2 separate regions of the Homo sapiens genome follow, and region 1 is linked to region 2. A link is a loop called in an ENCODE intact Hi-C map of the cell type or tissue named here. Cell type or tissue: Calu3. All regions are shown on one strand. Each heading gives the region's core, and the rest is flanking DNA. Links, peaks and the distances in the headings are about the cores only.

Evidence for each region. Peaks named below come from ENCODE experiments on the same cell type or tissue, not always from the same donor. Only the 100,000 strongest peaks of a DNase experiment are listed, where the experiment ranks them.
Region 1: it touches region 2 in a loop (5-fold over the local background); 2 of 110 quality-filtered maps call a loop at or near these places.

The regions. Positions count from the first base shown.
Region 1 is chr20:40,624,762-40,640,059 of GRCh38, forward strand. It overlaps LOC102724968 (a long non-coding RNA gene), which reads right to left. Exons shown (of 8, transcript XR_001754596.2): 3 at 10,827-10,904. Among named protein-coding and RNA genes, the nearest start is that of MAFB, 57 kb to the right of the region's middle. In Calu3, for the core only: no CTCF peak of the experiment used is centred there; no DNase peak of the experiment used is centred there.
Region 2 is chr20:40,554,997-40,570,294 of GRCh38, forward strand. It overlaps LOC102724968 (a long non-coding RNA gene), which reads right to left. Exons shown (of 8, transcript XR_001754596.2): 8 at 13,574-15,298. Among named protein-coding and RNA genes, the nearest start is that of MAFB, 130 kb to the right of the region's middle. In Calu3, for the core only: no CTCF peak of the experiment used is centred there; DNase peaks (open chromatin) are centred at 7,235 and 8,565.

The sequences.
Region 1 (15,298 bases), core at 5,244-7,743, 68 kb after region 2:
AACCATTGTGGAAGTCAGTGTGGCGATTCCTCAGGGATCTAGAACTAGAAATACCATTTGACCCAGCCATCCCATTACTGGGTATATACCCAAAGGACTATAAATCATGCTGCTATAAAGACACATGCACACGTATGTTTATTGCGGCACTATTCACAATAGCAAAGACTTGGAACCAACCCAAATGTCCAACAATGATAGACTGGATTAAGAAAATGTGGCACATATACACCATGGAATACTATGCAGCCATAAAAAATGATGAGTTCATGTCCTTTGTAGGGACATGGATGAAATTGGAAATCATCATTCTCAGTAAACTATTGCAAGAACAAAAAACCAAACACCGCATATTCTCACTCATAGGTGGGAATTGAACAATGAGATCACATGGACACAGGAAGGGGAACATCACACTCTGGGGACTGTTGTGGGGTGGGGGGAGGGGGGAGGGATAGCATTGGGAGATATACCTAATGCTAGATGACGAGTTAGTGGGTGCAGCGCACCAGCGTGGCGTATGTATACATATGTAACTAACCTGCACAATGTGCACATGTACCCTAAAACTTAAAGTATAATAATAAAAGAAAAAAAAAAAAAGAAGGACATCAGTCATATTGGATGAAGGCCCACAGGAAAGAAAGGCCTCATTTAATCTTAATTACCTCTTTAAAAATCCTATCTCCAAAAGCGATTACGTTCTGAGGTACTAGGGGTTTAGGGTTGCAAGAACAGGAATTTGGGGGGATACAAGTCAGCCCATAACAGCATGACATTGTCCTGGGTTTGGAACTTGTGTTCAGTATTTACTAGCTATATGATCCTCAGAAAGAAATGTCCCTTCTCTTTACCCAAAATTTATTACCATTAAAACAGGGATAATTTATTATATTTCATGATATGTATGTGGGTATATGTATATAATATTTTATCTTAAGCATTTCGTCAAGTTATTAGGTATCTCACTATAATATAAATAAGAAGTTTGAGGGCTGCATTTTTCCACTTCTGCCACTATACCAACATGTATTTAACCAATCCACTCTTAGAGTATATCAAATTGTTTCTAACTTTCTACTAACTTTCTACTCTAACTTTCTACTCTTACTTGTAGTAAGTCACAAGTCAGTTGAGTCAGTGTCAGCAAAGTCATGCTTCCTCCAGAGGTTTAGTGTAGGATCCTGCCTAGGCTCTTCCAGCTTCTGGTGGCTCCTGACATTCCTTGGCTGGTAGCAGTGTCACTCCAATGCCTGCCTCTGTCTTCACATGGTCTTCTTCCTTGGGTCTCTTTGCATCTTCTCCTTTTCTGTCTCTTAGAAGGACACCTGTGATTGGATTTAGGGCCCACCCTAATCCAGGATGATCTCACCTCAACTGTATTAGTCTATTGTTACGCTGCTGATAAAGACATACCTGAGACTGAGACTGGGTGATTTATAAAGAAAAAGAGATTTAATGGGCTCACAGTTCCATGTGGCTGAGAAGGCCTCACAATCATGGCAGAAGACAAAAGGCATGTCTTACAAAATGGCAGGCAAGAGACAGAATGAGCTTGTGCAGGGGAATTTCTCTTCATAATACCATCAGATCTCATGAGGATTATTCACTACCATGAGAATAGCAAGGAAACGCATGTCCACATGATTCAATTGCCTCCCACACACGTGGGAATTGTAGGAGCTACAATTCAAAATGAGATTTGGGTGGGGACACAGCCAAACCATAACAGTGCTATAATGAATAAGCTTGAATGTATCTTTATATCATTCATATCTCTGATATTTCCTTAGCAATAAATTCTGAGAAGCAGAATTAACTGGTCAAGGGATATGTATCTTTTAAGATTCTTTTACATCTGTTGAGAAATTCAGGAGGTAGACTCCCAACATTAGGAATAAAATTTCATTTTTCCCCATACCATGGCAAGAACTAGGGATTATCTTTTTTTTAATATATTTGTCTATTTGATGGGTGAAAATGATATCTTTTTACTTAATTTTTATTTTTTTCACCATTTCAACAATTATTTAAATTATTTCAAAAAAAAAAAGTATTTTAAAACAAGGAGAGCCTTCTGCCCTGCTGACTGGATATTTGAAATGTTCACAGAGCCCTCGGGAGTTTTGGTTCTTCATTCAAACTTTCAATTCCATAGAGTTTCTCTATCACATCTCAACTGACTTTTGTCATGCTCTCCATATATGTAGTTTTTTAAGATTGCCAACTCTATATTAGTTGCCTACAGCTTCCACAACAACTTACCCCAAAGTTGGTGGCTTAAAACAACAGAATTTTATTCTCTCATAATTCTGGAGGCCAGCAGTCCAAAATCAAGGTGCCAGCAAAGTTATGCTTCCTCCAAAGGTTCTAGTGTAGGATCCTGCCTTGGCTCTTCCAACTTCTGATGGCTCCTAACATTCCTTGGCTGGTGGCAGCATCATCCCAATGTCTGCCTCTGTCTTTACATGACCTTCTTCCTTGGGTCTCTTTGCATCTTCTCCTTTTCTGTCCCTTAGAAGGACACTTGTCATTGGATTTAGGGCCCACCCTAATCCAGGATGATCTCACCTCAAGCTCCTTACCTTAATTATAGCTGCAAACATCTCATTTCCAAATAAGGTCACATTCACAGGTTCCAGGGGCTAGGACTGGACATATCCCTTAGGGAACAGTTTTCAGTCCATTATGCCTCCAGAGCCCGGCTCCTTTGAAGTTCCCCATGGAGTCAGTTCACTTCCATTCCATTAGCTGAATGGTGAGTGCTACTGCCCCCACTATTTGGTTTCTCTTGACACATGAGAAAGCAAATAGTAATGGCTACAACTAAATAAAGGAATTGTTTGTCTTGTTTCTATAATGTCATGTGAAGAGTTTCACTTTTTTTTCATATACAATGAACATTTGTTGCAATGCATAGGACAGTCTACTGACTTAGGGTGAGCAGGGGGGCAGAGAGGAGCAGGTGTCACATGTTGAACACACAATGCCCCCATCAAAAACCTCCGTTAAAAAACTCAGATTCTATGAGGGAAAGAATGACAAAAATAAAACGATTTCAATATAAACTGAACATTGATGAGAAATATAAGCCAAACATCCTAGGGCATCTAAGAAAGGAGTGTGCTATTCTGCCTGAGAAAAGCCAGGAGGGAGGAGACACTGGACGTGGACAAGGAGGGATGATCATTGATCCATCCAGTGGCTCAGGAGGGAAGGGCATTCCAGGCAGAGGGAACAGTGTGTTCTAGGCATAGACTCAGAAGTGTGCATGGGAAGTTTATTGAGGAGGTGGGATGTCCAACATACCCAGAGTGCAAAGCAGCAGTAGGGCCATACGCAGAGTATCCCAATTAGAAAGTCTTATTGAAAGAAAATAAGATAAATTTGTGAATAACACAAAATGAGGTACAGTTCCGAGTCCCCCACCAAAATGCCGATCTCTCCCTCAGTAAAGGCCAGACATAAAAGGGTACTGCATGATTCCATTTAAGTGACGTTTCTAGAACAATCCAAATCTATAGTGATTAAAAAAAAAAAAAAAAGCAAGTTAGTGCTTGTCTGGGGCAAAGTGTGCAGGGAGGTTGCGTGTAAAGAGACAGGAAGGAGTGGTCCGGGTGACAGAAATGTTCTATGCTTTGATTGCAGTGATGGTTACCCAAGTATATACATTTGTCAAAACTCACAAACAGTCCCCTTAGGTGTGTGGATTTCATTGTATATTTATACCTCAATAAAGATGATTTTTAAAAATGTAGGAGCAAAAGGGAATATTCACTTAGAATGAGAAAAGAAATTACAACTAATTATAAATTTTGTCAATAAAAAGCTGAATAGTACCAGAAACATCTCAGCCATTCAGAAAAATAGCCATTTTGTGCATTAATGAACTGCCGACCTACTTTGATAACATTGTTTTTCCTACTTGTTTTGGCTTCATTCTCTTTGTCTCTTCCCATGTCAGTAGTAGTATAACAAGTTTTATAATATTAATGGTTGATCAGTTTGACTTTTATTACTGATAATTTAGAAAATGTCTCTCCACTTCCTAACTCTTTGTTCATATCCTTTGTATTTTTTAAGGATTGTCACAAAGTTTGGCAAAACCTCCATGAATTTTTTTCGTATTTGAGCTCTGGAACTTGTAAGGATTGTCCACAGACTAGCTTCCAGCTCTGTACATTTCAAACTTGGTTTCTCCGCCATACTTTGGGCACCACAGAACACGTTCACGTCGTGAAACAGCCTCTGGCCCCAAACCTTCACTTGGCAACATTCACACATCACATGTGAGTCGGCACAGTAGGTGGTACCAGTGTCCTTGGAAGCAGATTTCGACACTGGGATGATTAGCAATTACTTACCCGTATATGGAAGCGACTGCAAATCACACAGCTATAAGCCCAAACTAAGTGTATCCCCAACTCAGTATCTTCTTAGCCAGATTCCCAAAGTCCTTGGGACCGCTCTAACAGTACAGAAGAGACAGAGGAATGGTACAAATATCAGAGAAGAAGAGAGAGTGGCCTTAACCTATATCAGTTTAAATATCTTATTTTCACAAATTTGGCAGAACCACATGGCCATGGGAATACATTGCTAGGACTGCTAGCAAGGACTCTAAAGCTGAAAAACCTCAGGGGCTGCTCAGTGAGGCTGCCTCAGGGCAGTGGCTGCCGTGGGTAGTTTTGGGAAAGTGGTCGGGACCAGATTTGGAGAGCTTTCAGTCAGGTGCTGAAATACAGCCTTTAACCTCCAGGCAGAGGGGCTTTTCCTTTAACGAAGAGAACAGAATCACTTTGTGTTGGTGGGGGAACTCTGGCAGCCATGGAAAGGGTTGCTTCAGGGTTTACTGTTTGTTTGTTTTAGTTTCTTCTTTTAACTCACAGCATTTCTTATGCAACCCCCCTCAAAATAAAAATACCTTTTCTATTTAAGTGTCTTTAAATTAAGAAAACTGTATTAAATACATTAAAGATAATTTTGAAAAAAGCCCAGAACTCCCCCCTACCGCGGCCAACCAATTTCACCAAGCTAAACTTGTTTAAGTCACTTAATTATCTAAGTGAACAAAGTGGTTCAGAACATACACTGCAAAGTAAAATTCCTCACTTCAAAATTTGGCACCACCGCTTCCTAACTCTGTGACTCTAGGCAAATTATCTAAGCTCTGCAACCTCAGTTTCCTCATCTGTAAAACAGAAAAAACAATAGAAGCTAAGTGTAGAGTCACTGTGCAGATGAAATGAGCTGATTCACTGGGAGCACAGGGCACCATTTCTGACTCAATCAATGTTAGCAGTGATGAATATTTCTGTCTACCCCTTCCCCAGGCAGATATGTTTTATTGAGTCTCCACCTCTGCAGGCTCTTTTTCATGATTCTTTATCATTATGCCAACCATTAAAATATTCAGGGCCAAGCGAAACATTTCAACTAAAAACAGCTAGTTGAATGCGTTGTGTGGCCCGTTTCCTGAGAGCACTTGAGGGGAGTCGTAGGGTGTCGGAGAAATTAGTCACTGAGAAGGGACACAGAAAGAGGGAAGCCAAGACAAACTGTGTTAGTCAGGACTCTTTGGGTTTCAATAGAAAAAAGCCCAACTCAAACATATTTAAGAATAAAAAGGCAAGATTGGCAGAGCATGGAGGCTCACGACTGCAATCCCGCACTTTGGGAGGCCAAGGCAGGCAGATCCCTTGAGGTCAGGAGATTGAGACCAGCCTGCCCAACATAGCTAAACCCTGTTTCTACTAAAAACACAAAAATTAGCTAGGCATGGTGGAGGGCGCCTGTAGTCCCAGCTACTCGGGAGGCTGAGGCAGGAGAATTGCTTGAATCCCAGAGGCAGAGGTTGCAGTGAGCTGAGATCGCACGACTGCACTCCAGCCTGGGCCACAGAATGAGACTCTGTTTCAAAAAAAATTTTTTTAAAGACAGTATTGTCCCCTACGACAGAAGGGAAATGGGGTAATGGTACTGCATGCTTATCTGGATCAAGGAGCTCAAATAATATTGTCAGGCATCTCCACTTTCTCTCAGCTTTGTGTCCCTCTGTACATTTCCTCATTTTCTCCTCTAGCTATCGTGATGCAGAGGGCAGTGGGCATGTCCCCAGACAACCCCAGGCTGACATCATTGCTGTTTAGCATCAACCAAGGGAAGAGCTCGTCAGCTTGCCTCATGTGGCCACAGATGGTAGGATATTGTCCTTGGCAACCTCACCAGAACCCTAAGAAGGGAAGGGTGAGGTGATATTCCCAAGAGAAAGGGTGAAGGGATGCAAAACAGACAGAGAGATGCCACTTGACAAGGGTTCTCATGGCCAAGGTCAGCCATTGCATCTTCAATCACAATTTCCATTTCAAGACTCATTTCCCACCCACAGGGTGTGGGCTTCTTGGAGGCCTCAAATGGTGGGAGTCTGTCACCCACATGGACTCTGCAGCAAGCCGCCACCTGCTTCTTCATAAGAGGCAAACTCGCTCAGAGGCCTGGGCTGCGGCTGTGGGCGCCCAGTCAGGCACTGGGCATTCTTGGGCCTGGGCAGTTGCTGAGTCAAAGGGCCGAGGGCCAAGGCACGGGCTGCCCTATCCTGCTCCCCTCAGATGGGTGGTACTGAATGTTCTCCAGGCGATGCAGGGCTGCTGTGCTACTTTAATTGGAGACGGTGATGGTGAAACCTTCAGGGGAAATTCAGGTGCCAAATGCCTCTCCTAGAGGCGCATTAAAAGTGTCTAGTAGTTGACCAACCCAAATAGCAGGCATCTCTGGGGAATTTCCCAGCAGGGGCCTCGCCCTATCACCTCCTCCCACCTCCCAGCACAGGAGAAAGAATCCTGCCATCCAGACACACCTGGCTCTGCCTCCGCCCCTTCCAACCTGCAGATTCTTAAGCAATTTTCTTCACCTCTCTAGGCCTCAATTTCCTTATTCATAAAATAGGAATTATACTATTTTGTCTGGAATAATAAGATAATGGCCATAGATCTATTTGAATTGTTTATTTTTACTTAAGTCAGTTTTGGCAAATTATATTTTTCCTAGAAGCATTCCCTTCATAAAGATGTCCAATGTTTTGGTGACCAGGCACAGTGGCTCACACCTGTAATCCCAACACTTTGGGAGGCCGAAGTGGGCAGATCACATGAGGTCAGGAGTTCAAGACCAGCCTGACCAACACTGTAAAACCCTGTCTCTACTAACAATACAAAAATTAGCTGGGCGTGGTGGCACATGCCTGTAATCCCAGCTACTCAGGAGGCTGAGGCAGGAGAATTGCTTGAACCCGGGAGGCAGAGGTTGCAGTGAGCCAAGATCACGCCACTGCACTCTAGCCTGGGCAACAGAGTGAGACTCCATCTCAGAAAAAAAAAAAAAAATGTATGTCCAATGTTTTGGTATAAAATTATTCACCTATCGTTTTGTTATTTGTAATGTCTGTCTGCTGTATATGTAGCGAGACTTTCCTTTTCATTTCTAGCTTTTTTTGTAGAGTCCATTTGGGTTTGTTGAACCTCCCTAACAGGCCTTATGTTTGTATTATTAACTTTTGCTCTTATTTTGTTATTTCCTTCCTATGTTCTAAACCTTTCTGGGGTTTAGTCTATTATTCTGTTCCTATCTGACAGTGGTAGCCGGTAATCAACCGGATTGGTCACACACGCAGTGCCCTACAAGTTTTGTCACCCTATGTCACGTTGTGTCCCACATGGTCTTCTTTAGTACTCCCAACGACCCTTAGCTCTGAACTCGTCAACAGCCTGTCTGGTCTTAGATCCATTTGGCACCCTTCCTCTGACCTCCTGTGGGATCTACGCTCCCCAGGGTCCCTTGTCCTCCGGCATCAGGGTAATTTTAACCAATGGGAAGCATGTGAGCAAGACTACAAGGGAGAAGCCAGGATATGTTTCTCCCTTCCCCTCTGCTCCTAGTGACATCTCTGGCAGTAATTACTGCTATGGTGCCACACCCACGGGGCAAAAACCAACATGGTCTTAGCTTCTGCCAATGGCCAGACTCCTAGAATCTGATAACAATACCTCCTCCCATTGTTCCTGCAGCCCTAAGGGGGCAGGTGCAGCTTCCGGCTCTTACTAAAATCTGAATTGCCTCTCAGTGTCTTCAGTCATTTGTGTGACTAACTCCCTGTATTAAATTTTCTTTGTTTGAAAAACCTTGAGCAATTCCCATTTCTTGGCTGGCAATTGATGAATACAAACCCTTTTTATAGGTGAACCCTAAAGTGAGGTTCAGAGAATTTAAGAGAGAAGATATAGAAATATGAGTACTCAACCAAAAAAAAGAAAGAAAAAAGAAATGCCAGTAATGAAAACACCAGCACAGAGCCTGAGCTCAGGTCTAACTCTGATATTTTCTAGCTGTGAGATCTTCTGAGCCTCTGTTTTCCCATATGCAGATGTGGATGGTGACTACACCTACTGCATAGGACTGTTGTGAAGATGAATGCAGCCACTATTTCTGACATTTAACTAAGCAAAAAGCCTGGCACATGGCCACACAGCTAAACATTGGCTGAACTGGGATCCAAATTTCCTATTTGGTGCTTATTACCCTGTGCCAAGCAGCCTGAATCAAGTTGCTGATGATTTTAGTTCTCATGAAGGGACTTCCTGTCTTAACCTTGTGGACTGGATCCTTTCCTCAGAGATTCTCCCCCTAAGAACTCCCTTCCCTCCTCCCCCCACCGTCTCCGCCACATGAAATGATCTCCTCTCTTCCCCCACTGAATAACTGCAAGTGGCTCTCAAGCTGATTTGTCCTCCCAACTTCCCATAAGGAACCAGATCACTAGGCATAGCTGCAGGGTATAACTCAGCCTCAGCCTCCCTGAAAGCCAGCACCAAGGAGGGCTATCAGAGACCCCAACACATGGCCCAAGGCCCCTGTGCCCAAGAGCCCCCTGAACCTGCTCGGAGGTGTAATTAAGTGAACTTTGAAAGCAGCCCTCCCACTGTGGGCTCACAAACCCCAAGGAACCCGGTCTCTAATATCCCTGTGAAAGTCAGCCTAGCCATTCACCAAGGAGGAAGAGACTGCAGCCTGTGAGCGTAGAGTCTGGAATCCTACCCTGGCTTTATTTGGGACACTTTGGGCCCAAAGACTCTGATTTTGGTGTCTATTGAGTCACATCTCTACTTCCCTCCTTTGGGAGAAATACGTCCTTGCTTATCAGTGCTGAAGCCTCTACCGCTTACTATCAGTTTCGAGGATGAACCTCTGGGATCCAACAGAGACTTAGACTCAAGAAGGGAGGGTTAAGCTGGTGCAATACTCACCCATCTAAAGCCAGGGCATCATGGAGTACATCCTGGAGTAGCTGCCTTCTCAATACACCCCCATTTGGGGGCTCCTAGATGGTTTGCTCTCGTAGGCATGCCTTGGCCCCCAAAAGTTAGATTCTCAGTGCATGCATGTGGTCACTGACATGGTCATTCATTCATTCAACAAAACTGCCATGATTCCAGCATCATGTGCCCTCTAGACAGAAGAAACACTGCCCCATCCCTGTCGGGGGCTACACATACAAAGAAACAAAGCAGCCTTGAATCCACCCTTTTATGAGCTGAGTGATTTTCATTATTTCTTGCATTTTAGAATTATTTTAAACATTACCTCCTCTTAGGATGCCCATGATGTCAGAACCATGGCAGTTTTGATGAATGAATCAATAATAAGGGAATATTATTAGAAAGCTAATAATGTCCCTTAACTTTCAGAGGTACCCTTATGTTAATAATCAGGTATAGTCTTATGTATTTTGTCCTATATTTATAAAACATAGATACGGCTTGAGGTTTGGAGAAGTAGGTTGTTTTATTTTGGTTTTGGTTTAGTTTTTTGTTTTGTTTTACGAAAATGAGATTATGCTATATAAATTTCTTGGCAAGTTGCTTATCTCAGTCATCAGACCACAGCTATCACTTCAGATCAATCCACTTATATTTGATTCATTTCATAGCTGTATCCTATGTCATATCACACCATATTCAGTCATTCCCCTGTAAGGAAGTGGGAAATACATGCTCACAGCGTTAAGCCATTGCCGTTTTGTTGCAGGATCTAGATTACCCTAATCCAGTGGTTCTCAAAGTGTGGTTCCCACAGAAGCAGCATCAGCATCATCTAGGAAATTGTTAGAAATGCAAATTTGGGGGTCTGTCCCAGAACTACCACATCTTAAACTCTGGGGTGGGTCACGGAAATCTGTGTTCTGGCGTTCTACAGGTGATTCTTGAACACATGTTAAAGTTTGAGAACCACTGCCCTAACCTGTACCATGTCATTCATCTTCCACGAGGACTATGTCCATTTGTTTGCCCTCCACAAACAATTGCAGCAATTACAGCTGGATGCCAGCTTCTTTGCAGAAAATATTTTCTCAAGCTGGAAAAATACAAGAAGTTTCTAGATAAGCAAACTTAGATGAGGACAAGCTAGCTACCCAGTTGCTAATTAACTCATTAATTCACTCTTTCAGGATGTATTGAATTTATAGTCACAGGCATAATGCAAACATATGCCCCTGTGTAACATATTTGGGGAAATGTGACAAGCAGATTTTTCTCAAATGATCTGGATGCCTGATGTGATTCTTCCTTAGGTGCAAAGAGGTTGCAATTGGTGAGTTCTGTTTGCAAAAGACCAACCACCTGGAAATGCAAGCGTGGAAGCCATGAGAGTGCCAAAAAATGTGGAAGATGGAGGCAGAGAGAACCAGACTTGAATCCTGGCCCCACCTCTCACCCACACTCCCTGAACCTCAAGTTTTGCATCTATAAAACTGTGGTGATAATAAAACCTACCTATAGGGCTGTTGATCCAAACTGTATTTTGTAGCTCCTCCAGGGAAGTTTTCCAGTCAACCTAATGCTTCTCTATGGCTGTTCAGGGAATGAAAAAATGAGGAAGGAATTAATGAATTATTTCATGAGAATGCCATTTTCCTCTGCTTCTTTCATGTTAAGAATTATATAGAGCATGTGCCACTGCTGTCTTCTTCATGAAACCCCCTGAGAGGCAAGGGTGGGGTGGAAGGTGAGGATGGCCATGGGAGTAAGCAGTAAAGCTCCTGAGCCGTCATGAGCCTGGCTGTCCATTCAGGAGCTATGAATGGAATGGTAACTAAGAGGAGCAGGGTGTTTCAAGCTTGAGCATGCATTAGATTCCCCTGGAAGTTTTTTAAAGCACAGATGACTGAGCCCCACCCCAGAGTTTTCAGATTAAGTAGATCTAGGGTGGTGCCTGAGATTTTTCATCTCTAACACATTCCCAGACAATGCTGATGCTGCTGGTCTGGGGATCACACTTTGAGAACCACTGGGTTAGGTCAATGACCCAGGCTGATGAAGTCTCCACCATAATCAACACTTGGTTTCTAAGATTACACTGAGTGTTGACATCCCACTGGCAGGAGAGCAAACAAATGAAGAAACTCCACCTTCTTCTTAAGCTCCCTGGCCAGAAAGTGATGCACATTCCTTCCACTCACATGTCATAGGCCCCACCTTTGCAAAAGGACCTGGGAAATTTAGTCCTTGGATGGGCTCCTTCTTAGTAAGCCACTTTCTTCCCAGGCATGCAAAGGGGTCACAGATCACTTAGTGTTGAGCCACTGCCACTGCCGTACATGACAAGTCATCACCTCATCTCCAAATCTTGGGCCTTGCCACCAAGATGTGGGTTAGCCCAGCCACAACCTCAATTCAGATTCCGAGAGCTAAAAATGTACTGTGAACAGAACATGCTCTGGAAGTCATGGGAGAAGGGGAAGCAGGACCTATGGAAAGATGGATACCTGGGCCTCATCTTCCTTAGACTGCTTCTCAATGACACAAGTCCATGAATGTCTCCACTCCCACTGAGGGCACAGTGTGTACAGTGGAACCATGGACTTGCAGTCGGATGGAAGAGCCATCACTCACCAGCTGTGTAACTTTAGGCCTCTCTGCCCCTGGTAGGTATTGCTGGTTGACATAGGGCAGCACCCAGATTGTAGCTCCTCCACTTCCTGCCAGGCCTCCTCCTCCAGCCTCCTCAACTCCTGGCCATGAATGTGTGCAGCAATGTGACAATAGCCATCACTTCTCCAGCAGGTTACTCACATCATCAAAGTTGGGGAGTTCGAGGAGATAAGAGACCTATGCAGATTCAATGCCTCCTTATATAATCCAGCTCACATTCTGCTTTGCCCTTGCCCTACAGTTCCTGTCAATCCTTCCTTCCCCACCTGCTTGTTCTGTTGACTGTAGGCCCAGACACCGAAGCAATGGCCCCCTGTAGATGGTTGAACCAGCTTCCACAACTGCACAGGATCAAACCCTCATAAGAAAGCCCTCAGTTTATGCCATTCTTAGTGGTTTTGCTTCTCTGGCTGAATCATGACTGATACGGGTGCTTTTCTTCCAACATTCTCATTTAATTTTCTGAACAACTCCACAAGAACATTCTTGTTAGTCTTATTTTAGAGATGAGCAAAGTGAGAATCAGAGAGGCTAAGTCACCTGTCTGAGATTCCACAGCTAGTGAGTGGTGTTGGGGCTGAGACTTGAACCCGGGCCTCTCAAACACCAGTACTTTGACCACTATGGTATTTTGTGAGCTCCTTCAGAAGAAAACTGGGCCCCATGAGATGGTCAACGCAATATCAGGTTTTCCCCTGTGTCCATGCCAGGATCCTGCTCCTCTGTGCCCCCAACAAAGGCTCATCCACTGTGACACGGGAAGAGGCTTCCTTGACAAGGGCCTGTTGTCTGCAGAGTGGCCACTATTTTCTCTCCCCTGTTTCCCCTCTAGCTCTGGCCAGAGGTTCCCAGTGGGTTGATTATCCCATTTTTATTACAAATCAATAGGAAAAGGAGAAAAGCTTTCTGAGAAGATTCTAAGCCTAATTAAAAACCCAGGAGAGGGCTGGACATGATGGCTCATGCCTATAATCCCAGCACTTTGGGAGGCCGAGGCAGGCAGATCACCTGATGTCAGGAGTTCAAGACCAACCTGGCCAAGATGGTGAAATCCCGCCTCTACTAAAAACACAAAAATTAGCCAGGCATGGTGGCAGGTGCCTATAATCCCAGCTTCTAGGGAGGCTGAGGCAGGAGAATTGCTTGAACCCAGGAAGCAGAGGTTGCAGTGAGCCAAGATCGCACCACTGCACTCCAGCCTGGGCGGTAGAGCAAGACTCCATCTCAAAAAAAAACACAAACCCAGGAGAGAACATCCCTCAAAACTATTCTGCTCTTGTGTAAAGACACATATGATAGGAGAGACGGTGCAGAAGAAAGAAACAGGCTTCCATTGCGAGGTGTGGAGACCTGCCCATGAGAGAGGCAAAGAAAGGCAGAAAAGAAAACAGATGAAAATGGAGAAAATGACAGAGGAAAGGGGGAGGGGGAACCACCAAAAACAGCAAGCGGGAAGTAACCTAGATATAAAGGAGGGAGAGAAAGGGAACAAGACATAAAATGAGAAAGAATCAGAGACAAAGAAAAATAGAAACAGAGAATAAATGGGAGAAATAGGTATAGAAGAAGAGAAAAAGATGGATGAAAGAGGTGAGAATAGAAGGGAGAGTCAGAATGAGAGAGACAGAGAAAGGGAAAGACAGACAGAGAGAGAGAGAGGTGACTGCCAGGTTCCTACATAATTAACTTTCTCCCTTGGTCCCAAGTTTTTGGGGGGAGACCAGAGTGGAACCCAAGACAGCTGGTGGGGAAGGGAGGCACCCTGGCCACTGCCCCCATTGTGCTGGACAGTGGCCACACTTGACACAGCAGCAGGAGATAGACATCTGCCTCTGAGTCAGCTCCTTTCTTCACAGCCCCACCTGCCCCACCTTTTGGGCTAATGTTGCAGAGTTAATTACAGAAAGCCTGCCAGACTGGGGATATATGAGCCTCAGGAGAGCCTGGTTCTGAAGGCGGAGGGAAGAGGGGAGGGAGAGGACGGTCAGGGTCACCTACTGAGCTGGGCACTGAAGGTTTCTACTACCTGGAATGGTCCCTAAGCACCCACAGGCAAAAGGTGTCTGAGGCCCAAGGAAATAAGGGGAGGTCTGTCGGGGCTAATGCCTAAGCCACAAAGCCAATTCTTCCATTATGGATTTAGACAGCTTTCCCACACTTCTACCTATCCCTATAACTTTCCCCAGAGGGTTTTGCCAGTCTGCCATTTTTTTCTGCCCCTTTACCACCTCCTCTCCCCATCTGCCAATCCTTTCTCCTATCTGACATCTCCTCCTGTATCTACCGTCTTCCATTTACCCACCTCCACCCATCCATCTAAACTTTCACCCACCGGAAGCTCCAAAATCCCACTCCTCATCCTTCTACCAACTGCCTACCCACCTGCCAAACACTCTTCCATCGATTCATGTTTCTTTATAGGCCAACTTTTCCACCCTTCCTCTAACTCCTTCAACCTCCACAGAACCTTCAGTCACCACCATTTCCACTATCCACATGCCAATCCTTCCATCCATGAATCAGCCCCTGTATTTCCCAGCTCCTCTCCATCTGACCTTCTCTCTATCCATGCACCATTCTCCACTTATCTTCCAAACTCCTTCATCCATCCACCAATCCCTCCACCCATCTGCCAACTTGTCCATACATTTGTCAACCCCTCCCCCTTCCTCCAACTCTTCACCTACCATCCCTTCTTTTTCCAAATCCTCCATCCAACCACCAAAATTTCCAACCCCTCTCTACATTTACTTCCACCCTCATCAATTCCTACATTCACATGCTAACCCATCCCTTCAGGGAGCCATGCTCCCTTCCATTTATACATACAATTCCATGTCTAATCCACCAATACCTAACCCCATCTACCATCTCATTCATCTGTCCATTCAGCAACCCTTCCATTCCATTCCAATATGTCAACCTCTTCCTACACTGTCAACTCCTCCCTCCTTCCATCCTTCAATCCCCCAACACTCCAACAATCTCTTAATGCACCCACTGACTTCACAAAGGCCCCAACCCAGCCCTCAGGGAAGTTCTGTAAAAAGAAAATGGTTTTGCAGAACTGCAGAGCTGGGATATAATCTTGGTTTGGAACACACTGGCAGCATGGCTCAATTCAGTGCTCCCTGGCCTAGTCACAGCTTTGGGAAGGTCCTCAAGGCCATTGAGGAAGCTGGACAGAGTAGAAAGGGAAGTAGGGGAAAGGTTCTCTCACCTCTGTTAAGGACGCTGGTAAAGTTAATTACAGCCAGCTCCTCACCCCTCTCCACCCACCCCAACTAACTGGACAGTACAGAGGGAGGCTCACC
Region 2 (15,298 bases), core at 7,078-9,577:
TGTGCAAAGACACACATAGGCTTAAAATAATGGGATGAAGGAAAATTTGCCAAGCAAATGGAAAGCAGAAAAAAGCAGGGGTTGCCGTCCTGTTTTCTGACAAAACAGACTTTAAATCAACAAAGACCAAAAAAGACAAAGAAGGGCATTACATAATGGTAAAGGATTCAATTTAACAAGCATAGCTAACTATCCTAAATATATATGCACCCAATACAGGAGCACCCAGTTTCATAAAACAAGTTCTTAGAGACCTACAAAGAGACTTAGACTCCCATACAATACTAGTGGGAGACTTTAACACCCCACTACCAATATTAGATAGATTATTGAGACAGAAAATTAACAAAGATCTTCAGGACTTGAACTCAGCTCTGGATCTAGTGGACCTGATATATATCTACAGAACTCTTCACCCAAAAATAATAGACTATACATTCTTCTCAGTGCCACATGGCACTAAATTGATCACATAATTGGAGGTAAAATACTCCTCAGCAAATGCAGAAGAACTGAAATCTAACAAACAGTCTCGTAGACCACAGCACAATCAAATTAGAACTCAAGATTAAGAAACTCACTCAAAACCACACAACTACATGGAAATTGAACAATCTGCTTCTGAATGACTCCTGGGTAAATAATGAAATTAAGGCAGAAATCAATAAGTTTTTTGAAACCAAATGAGAACAAACAACATACCAGAATCTCTGGGATGCAGCTAAAACAGTGTTAAGAGGGAAATTTATAGCACTAAGTGCCAACATCAAAAAGCTAGAAAGATCTCAAATCAGCATCCTAACATCACAATTAAAAGAACTGGAGCAAACAAACCCCAAAGCTAGCAGAAGACAAGTAATAACCAAGATCAGACTAGAACTGAAGGAGATAGAGATACAAAAAAAAACCCTTCCAAAAAATCAATGAATCCAGGAGCTGGCTTTTTGAAAAAATTAATAAAATACAAGACCATTAGCTAGACTAATAAACAAGAAAAGACAGAAGAATCAAACAGACAGAATGAAAAATAATAAAGGGGATACCACCACTGAACCCACAGAAATACAAACAACCATTAGAGAATACTATAAACACCTCTATGCAAATAAGCTAGAAAATCTAGAAGATATGGATAAATTCCTGGACACACACACCCTCCAAAGACTGAACTAGGAAGAAGCTGAATCCTTGAATGACCAATAACAAGTTCTGAAATTGAGGCAGTAACGAATAGCCTACCAACCAAAAAAAGCCAAGAACCAGATGGATTTACAGCTGAATTCTTCCAGAGGTACAAAGAGGAGCTGGTACCATTTCTTCTGAAAGTTTTCCAAACAATTGAAAAGGAGGGACTTCTCCCTAACTCATTTTATGAGGCCAGCATTATCCTGATATCAAAACCTGGCAGAGATATAACAAAAAAAGAAAACTTCAGGCCAATATCCCTGATGATTATCAGTGCAAAAATCCTCAATAAAATACTGGCAAACCTCATTCAGAAGCACATCAAAAAGCTTATTTACCACAATCAACTCAGCTTCATCCTTGGGATGCAAGGCTGGTTCAACATACACAAATCAATAAACAGAACTAAAGACAAAAAATTATTTTTTTATTCAGCCAACGAACATATGAAAAAAGGCTCAACATCACCATCATCAGAGAAATGCAAATCAAAACCACAATGAGATACCGTCTCATACCAATCAGAATGGTGATTATTAAAAAGTCAAGAAACAACAGATGCTGGTGAGGCTGCAGAAAGATAGGAACGCTTTTACATTGTTGGTGAGAATGTAAATTAGTTCAACCATTGTGGAAGAGAGTGTGGTGATTTTTCAAAGACCTAAAACCAGAAATGCCATTTGATCCGGCAATCCCATTACTGGATATATACCCGAAGGAATATATATCATTCTATTATAAAGATATATGCACATGTGTATTTATTGCAGCACTTTTCACAATAGAAAAGACATGGAATCAACCCCAATGCCCATCAATGATATACTGGATAAAGAAAAATGTGGAACATGTACACTATGGAATACTATACAGGAATGAGATCATGTCCTCTGCAGGGACATGGATGGAGCTGGAAGCCATTATCCTCTGCAAACTAATGCAGGAACATAAAACCAAACACTGCATGTTCTCACTTGTAAGTGGGAGCTGAACAATGAGAACACATGGACACAGGGAGGGGAGCAACACACACTGGGGCCTGCCAGGGCAAGGGGGAGCATAGGAAGGGAGAGCATCAGGAAAAATACCTAATGCATTCTGGGCTTAATACTTAGGTGATGGGTTGACAGGTGCAGCAAACCACCATGGCACATGTTTTCCTATGTAACAAACCTGCATATCCTGCACATGTACCCTGGAACTTAAAATTAAATTAAATTAAATTTCAAAAAAAAAGAATCTTCTAATTTCAAAGCTTTATCAGGTTTAAAATTAAAATTTATATTTATATGTTTGCCAAAAAAACAGTGCATATTTATTACTTATAGTTATCTGGGTTAGAAGTCCAAAACAGGTCTCAAGGGGCTCCTCAAGGTGTCAGCAGGGCTGCCTTCCATTTTAGAGGCTCTAGGGGAGATCCATTTTCTTGTCTTTTCCAGCTTCCAGAGGCCACCACATCCCTTGCCTCCTGACCCCTTCCTCCATCTTCAAAGCCGGCAAGGTTGCATCTCTGACCCTTCTTCCCTATTCACATATACCTCTGACCACAGTTGGAAGGGTTCTCCAATTTCAAGGACTTATGTGAATAAATTGGGCCCACCTGGATAATCCAGGATAATCACCCCATCTCAAGGTCCATAATCTTAAATCACTCTGCAAAGTACTTTTGCAATGTCAAGTAACAGGTTCACAGGATTAAGGCATGGACGTTTTTAAGGGGCCATTTTTCTGCCTACCACAAATGTATATCTTTAACTGCATGTCATTACAATGATTTTTTCATAAAAGATAAATGAGGTCCTTATAACTACAGAGTCTTCTATTCTTCCACTCTTCCTCTGCCCTCTCCCACTTTCTTATATGTTACTGAAAGTGAGTTTCTTACATCAAGTGTAAATCCATTGCACAGTTAATTCTAAGGCCTTTAGTGTCCCTAATTCCTCTTCTTTCGGAGGTTACTTTGCTGTATCATCATTAAACCACGTTAAAATATGTTCATATCTTATACTACATGAAACTTCTATATAACTAGAGTTGAAGTGAATTTGTTGACAAACTGTTGTGTCTTATGTACATTTAATTAAAATTAATTTTTTATACTTTGCAGTTTTCTTTACTTTTTTATATCCCAGCTATTTTCATAGATCTCAGAACAGTTCATAGGTCCATAGACACTGCCTTAAAGACTCAGTGAACAAGAAGACCCTAGATCAATAGATATTCTTCCAGGAGAAGGGGGGAAGGAGAAAGAAAAAAAGAAAATAAAAGAAAAAAGAAAGAAAGAAAAGGGAAGAAAAGAAAAGAAAAGGGAAGGGAAGGAGGAAGGAAAGAAGGAAGGAAAGAAGGAAGGAAGGAAGGAAGGAAGGAAGGAAGGAAGGAAGGAAGGAAGGGAGGGAGGGAGGGGAAGGAGAAAGGGAGGTGAAGGAGAAAGGGAAGGAAGGAGGAAGAAAAGAAAGAAGAGAGAAAGAAATAATGGAGGGAAGAAGGAAGGAAGGAAGGAAGGAAAAAAGGGATGGAGGAGGAGAGGAGAAAACTTGATTACTTAGTGCTCTCTAGTGTGAAAACTCAATGACCCACTCTCTCTTCCAGTGCCAGGACCATCGTTCAGACCATCCATGAGTAATTCAGTCATTTGTTTATTCATTTATACAACAAATAATTCCTTTGCACCTGTAAAGGGCCCATTCCTACTGGGCACTGGGAACACCATGATGAATAAGGCCCTGTCCCCATCCTCAAGGATCTACCAGTCTTTACCTAATCTTGTATGTGAGTGGACACACATCACCTTTACTTGAAAGAACGGGGCTGGCCCACTGTCAGGGAACCTACCTACCATCACCAAGAATGGCTAGATGAGTACCAGGTCTTTACGTGCATAGATAACAATTCAGTTCCTTAGCTGGCTTCTTTCCTATTTTGTTATAACTTACATATAGTGATGTGCACAGATTTTAATCACACCGGTCTTTCAGTTTGACTGAAACCCATAGAACGTCCCCAACACCCAGAAACGTTCTCTTCTGCCCTTTTCCAGCAATTCCTCCTCCCTGGAAGCAACGACTGCCCTGATTTCTCACCACGAGTTAGCTTTGCCTGTTCTGGAACTTCACATTTGTGGAGTCACACAGATAAACACTTGTGTCTGGCTTTTTGTGCTCAGCAGGATATTTTTGAGATTCATTCATGTTGTTGTGAACAGATCAATAATCTGTTTATTTTAACTGCTGAGTTGTATCTCACTGTATAAATAGACCATAAATGTTTACCCATTATCCTGTTAATGAATATTTTGAACCATTTCCAATTTTAGGTTATTGTGATTAAAGCTGCTATGAATATTTTTGTAAATAATTTTTTGTGGATATATGTTTTCATTTCTCTCAGATAAATATCAAGAAATAGAATTACTAGGTCATAGGCTAGATGCACATTTAACTCTTTAAGAAACTGTCAAGTCATTTTTTAAAGTGGATGAACCATTCACAATCCACCCATGATGTTCTGGCGGCTCCACATGCTCACCAGCATCTGGACTTGTCTTTCCCATCTTTTTTGCTCTACACACTCTGGAAACTCAACTCAGAACTCTGTATTTACTTATTTTTTTATATTTTTAGAGACAGAGTCTCCCTCTGTTGCCCAGGCAGGAGTGCAATCACACAATCATAGCTCACTGCATCCTCAAACTCCTGGGCTCCAGGGATCCTCCCACCTCAGCCTCCCCAGTAGCTGGGATTAGAGGTGTGTGCCACTACACTCAGCTAGTTATCTTATTTTTTGTAGATATGAGGTCTCGCTCTGTTGCCCAGACTGGCCTAGAACTCCTGGCTTCAAGTGATCCTTCCACTTTGGCTCTCCAAAGTGCTGGGATTACAGCCATCACCCACTGTGTCCAGCTAGAGCTCTGTATCTTTTTAACTGGAAATGTTTAATCTAGGGTGTAAAGAATGCTTCAGGGAACCTCAGGTCCCTCCTAGAATTGTAGTTTAAAGTGTATGCATATTTGTGAGTGTCCATTTTTCTGAGAGAAGGAAATGCAGTTTTCAAAAACTAATGAAGTACAGCTCTAAGAAATACATTTACATTTGAAAAAACAATTCTTAAGAATCAATGGAGCTTTTCTTACCTTCTAAGATGGAACTAAACCCAGAAAGCAATCCACAAACTGCTCCTCCAGGGACAAAGGAGTGGTGGGAAGGATGGTCAAGGTTTCCTAGCAAGAGCCTCTTTAGGGCCTATTGGAGGCTTGCTCCATTAAGATTAAATCTTGCAAAGACTGTAGGCTGACAATACCTTTTGTCTAAGAGTAAGAAAGAGCCCTCCCCAGCCACACTTGCGGGCATTCCTCCTACTGATCTGGCTGTACCACAAAGGTGAACTATGATAAAACCACCTTTTCCCCCTTACAACCTACAGCCCCCAAACAGTATCCCCAGACAGCTTCAATATCACACCAGCACAACTGATGACTTTGAAATCTGCAGATCTACCTTCATCTGCGTAGACTCCAAATATCTCCTCAAAATGGACCTGCTTAGACCTTGGAAGCCCTGTCTGGATAAAGATCCCTTTTCCCTGCTGCAAAAGTGCCTAGCTCTGCTCTGTCCAATACAGAGCCACATGTGGCCAAGCCGCACTTGAAATGTGACTGGTCCAAATTGAGATGTGCTGACCCCGTGAAATACATACCAGATGTTAAACTTAGAATGAAGAGAGAAACATTTTAAAAGATCTCATTAAAAATTTTTCTATTGATTGGATGTTGAAGTGATCATATTTGGGATAAGTGGGTTAGATAGACTATTATTAAAAGTAATTTTACCTGCTTCTTTTTAAACTGTAACTACTAGAAAATTTAAAATGGCATATGTGTCTTGCATTATATATCTATTCTATCCCCTGATGTAGCTTATTCTGCTCTGCACGGACATACGTCCCAAAACTCAGGCCAGCTCTATGTGGCCATCATCACAACCTGGTAGATTAGATGCCCTGGGTCCGTCTCCCACCCCACCATCTGCAAGAACTTCAGCAGAACTTCTTGTGGTCTTTATACCGGGTGTCAAACAGTTAACACTAGCCCCTGGTGGTCTGCCCAGGTTCACAGGTCAAGCAAGCTGCTGCCTGTCCCTAAGCCCAACCATGAGCCTCAAAAGAAGCCCATGGCCATGCACTGATATGATGAAGAAGTGGCCAGCCAGCAACTAGTGACACAGCATCTGGTACTGAAGCCAATCAATGAAGTGCAAAGAACCCAGGAAGGGGGACCAACCAGCCTCCTTTGCCTGAGACTGGGGAGTTTCTGGGAAGTGGAATTTATAGGTTTTTTGGGTTTTTTTTAGATGAAGTTTCACTCTTGTCGCCCAGGCTGGAGTTCAATGACACAATCTCAGCTCACCGCAACCTCCGCCTCCCAGGTTCAAGCGATTCTCCCGCCTCAGCCTCCTGAGTAGCTGTGATTACGGGCATGTGCCACCAAGCCCGGCTAATTTTGTATTTTTAGTAGAGATGGGGTTTCTCCATGTTGGTCAGGCCGGTCTCAAATTCCCCGACCTCAGGTGATCTGCCTGCCTTAAAGTGCTGGGATTACAGGCATGAGCCACTGCGCCCTTCCAATTTTTAGTTTTTAAAACAAGGCAGGCCTAGGCAAGCGAAAATAAGCTGTTCACCCTAGACCCAGGTATGCACGTGAGACCTGATTCTCAGGGGTCCTAGGGCAGACCAACCCTCCCACCCACCAACAGAGCCTTGAGATATTTGTGGGATGTGCAGGGCAAATATAAAAATTCCAACCGCTGCAGGCCTCACCTGGGCCACTGCCTTCCCTGAAACAGGTGAAAACTGAAATTCTCAAGCCACACCCACTAGAGCAGCAGGAGGAAGAATGGGGGAAACCCTTTAGCAGTGATTTGGAATCCCACTGTGTCCCTCCTCCATGAGCTGTCTGTGTGTGACTGAGCAGCTCGCTTCCCTCACTCTCTGGGGGTGGGGTCAGGGTGGGGAGTCTGTCTGACTCACTGCCCAAGCCACAGGCCTGTCTGCTTGTCCCCAGACAGGGGACCTACCTACCCACTGTCCTTCAGCTCTGTTGTCAGCCACAGGCTGTGCCCAAGAGGGCACATGGGGTTGGTGTGGGGAGGAGGGTAGGTTTCCTTGGCTGAGGCAGAGGAAGTTGCTTTCTGTCTCAAGTTCTGCTCACAGGTCAGACATTACCGGCCTTGTGATCATCAATCTCCCATTGTGTCCTTTCAACACGTACCAGTGTCTTCAACACTAAGTCCCTTGCAGAGGGAATGGGATAGGGACCGAACCTCACATGCTTTTCTGCTTCCCTGTGGATTTGTGAGGCTGATATCCAGGTGAAGAGATCAAGTAGAGTTTTGTTCATTCACTCAAATGTTCACTGTGCCTAGTAACAGGCAGACACTGAGAAAATTGCTAGAAATACAACAATGAACAAAGTTCCTGCACTCATGATGCTTACTGTCTACTGGGGGAAACCAACGATAAAAGAGTCAGTACAAAAAAAATTAATAAGTGTTAGGGGAGGAGAAGAGCTGGGTACTGTGAGAACACATATCCAAGGATCTATCGTATTCTGGGCAATCATGGAGTACTTCCATGAGGAAGCATGGTTTATGTTGAGACCCAAAATGAGGAAGAGTTAACATATACTTAACTGTGTGCCCTAGACCTTCAAGGATGGGGACTGCCTCTCTGAGCAGCTGCAGGGAGGCCTCTGGAGAGGTCTCTACACTGTGATGCTGGGTTAGCCTTACCTATGAGCTGATACACGCAGGCCTCAGAGCAGGGCCTAGGTTGTCCCCATTCAGGGCGGATTCTAGGACCTCTCTGGAAGGAAGAGACCCCAGGCGTGGGAGAGTAGGACCTAGTCTCAGGAAGGAACACAGGCCCTAGATTAAGACTGTGGGCTCTCGAATCCAACAATCTGCATTTGAATTTCAGGGCCATCTCTGAGTCTGTTTCCTCATCTGTTAAATGGGAGCAAAACAGCACGTATTTCATAAAGCTGTGGTGAGAATTTTAAAAGGCAATCCATGGAGAGAGCTGAGGGTGGTGTCTGGCACACAGCAAATACCAAATAAAAAGTGAGATTTCCTGCTTTCAATTATTAGTGTTACAGTGAAGAAAGATACAAAGTGCTGTGGGAACCGACTACCTCCTATCATTTATCTTATAGGAACAATCATTTAAAAGAAACTCCAAAACTGGCAAAATGCCACATTGTGTCTCAAGGAAGAAATATTGGATCTGAGCCTGGAAGGGTGGCTATGTGACTTGCAGAGAAAAAGTATGAAGAAAGGCACGAAGACCAGAATGGGTGGGGCGCCTGCAGGAGCAGTGCCGGAGTGCTGGAGGGGAGAGGAGATGGCAGAGCGCCAGGCTAAAGGGCTGGGCAAGGCGGGGCAGGAGGAGCCGGAAGGCCCTGCTAACAACCTTTGCCTTCATCCTAAAGGCAGCGGCCAGGCTACTGAAGATTTGAGAGTTGGTTGGTGATCTGTTGGGGTTTGCATAGGCAGAATGGAGATTTCCTGGAAAAAAACAGGAAGCCAGGGACCAAGGAGGGGGCTGATGTGAGTATCTAAGGCCACCTCAGACATTTATCAGAACACCCAGGGCTGTTTCTTGGTTCTGTGCCTTGACAACACACTATGTCCTCTGCTTGGAATTTCAACAAACTTACCTTCCAAAAATTAATCAAGTAATTCATTTATTCAACTAGTATTAATTAAGCACTTATCCTGTGTGAAGCTCAGAATCTCTACTCTCAGGAAATTGATGGTCTGGTGCAGGGGCCAGCAAACTTTTTCTATAAAGAACCATAGAGTAAATATTTTAGGCTTTGTGGAACATAGGGTCTCTGTTACAACTCTACCATTGCAGAGCAAAATCACCCATAGACTATGGAAATGAATGAGCCTGGCTGCATTTCAATAAAACTTTATTTACAAAAACAGGCAGTGGGCCAGATTTGGCCCAAGGGCTGGTCAATTCCTGTTAAAATATAATATAAGCCATAAACATGAACCATTATCTATTTAAATTACATATGCAATTAAAAATGTTCTAGTAGCCACATTTTTAAAAGTAAAATAAATGAGTGAAATTAACTTTAATAATGTATTCTATTTGATGCAATATATCCAAAATATTATTTTAACATGTAATCAATATAAAAAATTATTAATGAGCTATTTCCTATTCTTTTTTATACTAAGCCTTTGAAATTTGATGCATATTTTACATTGACAGCACATGTCAATTAGGATTAGCCACATTTCAAGTGCTTGATAACTACATGCGACTGGTGGCCACCATATTGGATGGCACAGGTCTAGCAGGATAGTGGAGGGTGGCTAGGGGAGAGGACGAATGGCTGACTGATATTGGCTTAGGGCATAAATTAACTATGATACCAATCCAGCTTGCCCACTTGCTTGCTGGGTAATTTTTGGCATGGTTCTTACTAATCTGGGTATCTTTAGGCCCAAAGTAACAAATGAGGAGTTAGCTTTAGCCCCTAGGTTCCTTCCAGCTCAACAATGTAGAGATTCCAGACTCAGGGTTTAGTGGATGGAGTCAACAACTTGGATTTTCTTTGCTAAAAAGCACCTTGGATAGTACAATCATCTTGTACTGTCTTGTACTTGTATTCGCATAAGGCTTTCTGTGGCAACCCCACCATCCACATCTCCAGGGGCCTGTGAGGGTGGCTGTCTGCTCCTGAGGGGTCAGGGGATGTATACGTAAGGTAGAGAAGGGATAGGAGAATCGCCCTCTCCAGCTCTCTGAGAAAAACGTGCCCCCCTCAAACACACACAGGCACATACATGCATGCATGCACACACTCAAACACACACACAAGAACACACAGACACACATGCACACATGCATACACAGGGGCACACACACACACATGCACACACAGGTGCACACACAGGCACACACATGCACAGAGGTAACAGCTGTGATCTCCGGGCCTTAAGGTGCAGGACATGGGAACAGAAATACACTCCTCATGAGTCAGAGGGTGAGTCAGAATGTTCTGGAGAGCTTCAGAAGGGAGCAGCAGGAGGGGCTCATGGTGAGGAAGGGAGCCAGGTCCCTAGGGGAGAGGGAGGGAGAATGGTCAGGTTTCCCAGTCATAAAGCCAGGGAAACACGTCCTGTAAGGAATAGGGTCTGCTGCCTTGCCAATTTGGGTCCCGAAGGATAGCCTGTGCAGGGGAATGCAAAGTGAGGGGCATTAGGAGAAGGAGATGGCCTTTTGGGCTGCCAAGTAGGGAAGGATTCAGACAGGGGTGTATAAAGCCAGCTCTGTGAGACAGATCACCTGACCTCCGTGAAGGCTCAGTCTCAGACTGTCGCACTGCAGCAGCAGTGTTTCTTGAAGCCTGGGCTGCTGAGTGAGTGCATGGTTGTTGCTAACCCATGCTGAACTGGGGAAACTGAGGAAGAGGCCACACTGGTGTCCTATTTGGCCCAGGTTGGGACAGGTGAGATCAGTTCTGCATGGCAGGGATCTGTGGGATATACTGACTGTAGCCTAATTTAGGCACATGACCAGGGCTGGGGAACAGCTAAGCCACCTTGTGGGGCTGTCAGAGCTCAAGAGGGCTCGACAAACCATCAGATCCAGGCAGCAGTCTGGCAGAACTGGGTGGGAGGACAGGATGAGGACACCTTCAGGAGGAGCCAGGGATAATCTGCATCAGGAGCCAGACCAACCAAAAAGGGAGGGGACTGAGGGTCTTGACAGATGCAGCCAGGCTTGTGAAGTGGCCCCTACAGTGTGGTGCTGGGTTTGATCACCTCCTGGCTGACCCACTCAAGCCTAAGGGCAGAAACTAGGCTGTCCCTAGTCAAGACTGATTCCAGGATGTGGGATAAAGGGGTCCCTGCAGAAAGAACCCAGGGGACCCAGGCATGGGTAGAGGAAACTGAGTGGGCAGAAATGGCCCCTCCAACCCATTCCCCATCTGCCAGCTCTGTGTGCACAGTGTTCACATCACCCTGTCTTAGTTTGGGTTCCCTGGAGAGCAGAGCCTGCGATAAGGCCTTTGGTACAGGTAGTTGATTTGGGAGATGACCCCAGGAAGTACTCCAATGAGTACTGAAATACTCCAATGAACATTTCCTTCGAGCATCATGTTTCTGCTTTAAAAGTTTCAGATTTTGGAGCATTTTGGATTTTGGATTTTCAGATTTGGGATGCTCAGACTGTATATGGGAATATTACTGAGATCCTTACTGTAGGCAAAGGGGGCTTGGGTGTACCAGGATCTCTAGGAAGTGTACAGAAGGCCTCCCAGAATTTTCCACCTGAAAAACAGGAAGCTGGGACCTTTATCCACTAGTCTCCATGGCTTTATGGTTGAAGGCTGCCCCCAAGAGGGCTCACTTCCTGCCATCCCCTCCCCTGTAACTCTGGAGAAAGCTGTGGGGCAGGATGAGGAAAGATGTGGAGTGCACTGGAGGTGGGAGTCAGGCTGTGCTGCCCTCTCACAGCTGTGCACCCCTCCCATGGCTTGAAATAAACTTCAGACTCCTTCCCATGGCTTACAAGTCAATTTAAGCCCTGGCCCCTGCCTGCTTTTCCAACCCCATCTCCCTCCTCCCTCCCCCTTGCTCATAATGTCATAGCTACAGGTACTGATGAACAGCCATACTGGTCCCCTTTCCATTCCCAGAAACTACCATGCTCCAGAGACTTTGCATGAAACTCTGCAACACATGGTTACAATGGTCAACTCCTTCTCAACCTCAGGTCTCAGAAAACTATCCCCCCCCTTAGTGAGATCTCCCCGATAAATGAATCTACCTGAGGTCAAATCCCCCTGTATTCTCTCCCATATCCCAGGAACGTGCTAGTAAATGTTAACAAATCGTTCTCAAAGAAAAACAAAAGCCCTCATTTGTTGTGTCTCCTAATTTTCATAATGTAAATATTCCCATCATGGTCAATATCAAGCTAGCAACATGTGGTCACTGAATATGGTTTTAGGCAAAGAAGTACAACAATGCACAAACTATTATATATTATTTTCATCGTATAGATACAATAGAAGTAAAATAATTGAGTCATGCATTTCATTTTTCATTTTGATTTTTATATAATTTATATGATTTATTATATTATATATTATTTATTTATTATATTATATATTATTTATTAAAATACATATTATTTATATAATTTAATGTTTATAATGGCTGTGTTTAACTACTAGCTCACAAAAACCCCTGAAAATTTAACAATTGGCTCTCATGAGCTAATATGAATCAGCGCCAATTCATATCACCAACTTATATCACCTGTGTGCACTTCTTAAAATGTAATTATTTTTCATCCTTGCTTTACTCTTTTTATGAGAGCCTTCTAGAATGTGGGTTCCTTGAGGGTAGAAGCTATGACTCTTTTTTTCTCAGCTGTGTTCTTAGAAACCAGCACAATACCTAACCTACAATAGGAATCCAATAACTATTTGTTGAATGAAGGCATAAATGCATGAATGCATGGGCAAATGAGGTCAATAGGGTTGGGCATGCCTCCTGTGGACTGAAGAGGGAACACTCATCTTGAGTGACCCATGTTGAATGCCACAAGTCTTGTTGGGGTGCTTATGACAGGGGTGGGAGCAGAACAGGCCCAGAGGTTCCAGGCTGGAGAAGCCAGAAAGTGGTAAGGGATATGAATCTGGAATCATTGCTGAAGGCTCTTGGGCTCCCAGGGGTAGCCCCTGTTAGGGCTTTATCCCCTCCCTACAGCACAGTTGGCCCCCTGGCAGGTGGGGCTCTCAGACACATCCAAAGCCAGCAGAGTTCTCTATCCCAGCCCTCCACATGAGGCTTTGCATGGAGGGCTGAGCAGGCCACCTAGGTTCAAAGGTTTGCCCAATCTGCTCTGGTATATCTGGGATCCCAACAATTCCTGACACCCAGGCCAGCTGCACTCCCTACGTAGGGGTGGCCAAGGACCTGGAGAAAAGCAAGCTCAGCAAGCCTGTACTCATCAGCTCTCCAACGTGTGTCCGACCTTCTGCCAGCCCCTCCAGCCTGGAAGCCTGCTGTCCTAACAGGAGACACCTGACTTCACCTGTCTGCAGCACCCAGCACAAAGCCTGAGCAAGGCAGATGCAGGGAATGCTTGCAGCATGAACGAGCCAATGAGTAAGGCAGCTTCCCAGCAGAGCACATGTGAATCAGCAGTATTTCCCACTCAGGCCAGTCTCAGGCCTGGCACTGGGAAAGAGCACAGAGGTACCAGGCCAGCTGTACCCTTGACTGCAATCCAGGGTAGTGGCCAAGAACCCAGCCCTAGAGTCAGCCAGACTGGGGCCACATCCCAGCTTTGCTACCTGGGCCTTCATTTCATCATCTGTAAAATGGGGACAAATCATCATAGCACCTACCTCAACAGGTGACTGGAAGAATCAAATGAAATTGTGTAAGTAAGAGGCTTGCAAATTTCCTGGAACAGCAAAAGAGCACAATAGATTTAGCCTTTAATTTGTGAATACTTATATAGCAAACTTGTTGTGCCAGGAACTTTGTGCCTTAAGCCCCTTAGGAGTATTAACTCATTTAATATCATGCTTGTATTGAGGTCTTAATGCTACACTATACTGCCTCTCATTGTTTTTTTTTCTTTTCATTTGTTTCATTGATTTTATTTGGATTGGTTTGAGTTGGGTTGGATTTTTGCTGTTATTATTATTATTACAAAATAAGTTTCTTCCTCTCGTTTAATCTCAATATTCTTTTCCGTAAAATGGGGCATTGGGTTAAGTGACTTCTCATCCAATGTTTTCATTGCTATCAATCTCCTGTTTCCTGCCTCTTGGTTCACACCAGCTATCCAGACCTTTCTACATCTCCATCTGCAGACTGGATCCTACTGCAGGGACCTGACCCGGGAGACTGGGCTTAGGAGCCAAGCCCCAACTTCCAGCCCTTCACAGCTTGTGTTACCAGGAGAACATGGAAATGGTGGACATCTTGCTCAACTGGGAGGCTATGGAGACAAATGGTCACTCATCCCCAACTAGGGTATATGGTGCCAATTCTGGTCTCACTTTCCCATTGGAGAAAGTCCTGAAGGATCGGCATTTTAAGATTAAAATCCCAGAACTGCCAAGTTCATTCATTCTTCAGTCCATAAGTATTCAGAGCACCCACTGTGTGCTGAGGGCTGGGCAATGCTTTGGGAACAAGGGAGGGAATGAGACAGGAAGATGGCTGCTCCATCAAGTTTAGTACAGTGGGGGAAACAGAAAATAAACAAGTCAACATAAAAGTAAACTCTAACTCCTTTCAGAAAGCATCAGAAGCTACGAAGAGTGTAAAGCAGGCTAAGAAAATGGATTGGGCTATTCACAATAGCAAAGGCATGGAATCAGCCTAGGGGCCCACCACAAGCAGATTACATAAAGAAAATGTGGTATGTATATGCCATAGAATACTACACAGTCGTGGCCGGGTGCAGTGGCTCTTGCCTGTAATCTCAGTACTTTGGGAGGCCAAGACGGGCGGATCACGAGGTCAAGAGATCGAGACCATCCCGGCTAACACAGTGAAACCCCATCTCTACTAAAAATACAAAAAATTAGCAGGACGTGGTGGTGGGCGCCTGTAGTCCCAGCTACTCAGGAGGCTGAGGCAGGAGAATGGTGTGAACCCGGGAGGCAGAGCTTGCAGTGAACCAAGATCGCGCCACTGCACTCCAGCCTGGGATGACAGAGTGAGACTCCATCTCAAAAAAAAAAAAAAAAAAAAAAGAATACTACACAGCCATAAAAAATAATGAAATCATGTCCTTTGCAGCAGCAACAGGGATGCAGCTGGAGGCCATAATCCTAAGCAAATTAATGCAGAAACAGAAAACCAAATACTGCATGTTCTCACTTATAAATGGGTGCTAAACATTGAGTACACATGGACATAAAGATGGGAACACTCAACACTGAAGACTACTAGAAGCGGAAGGGAAATGGGGCCTGGGGGTTGAAAAACTACCTATTGGGTACTATGCTCACTACCTGAGTGGTGAGATCCATACCTCAAACCTCAGCATCACGCAACATACCCAT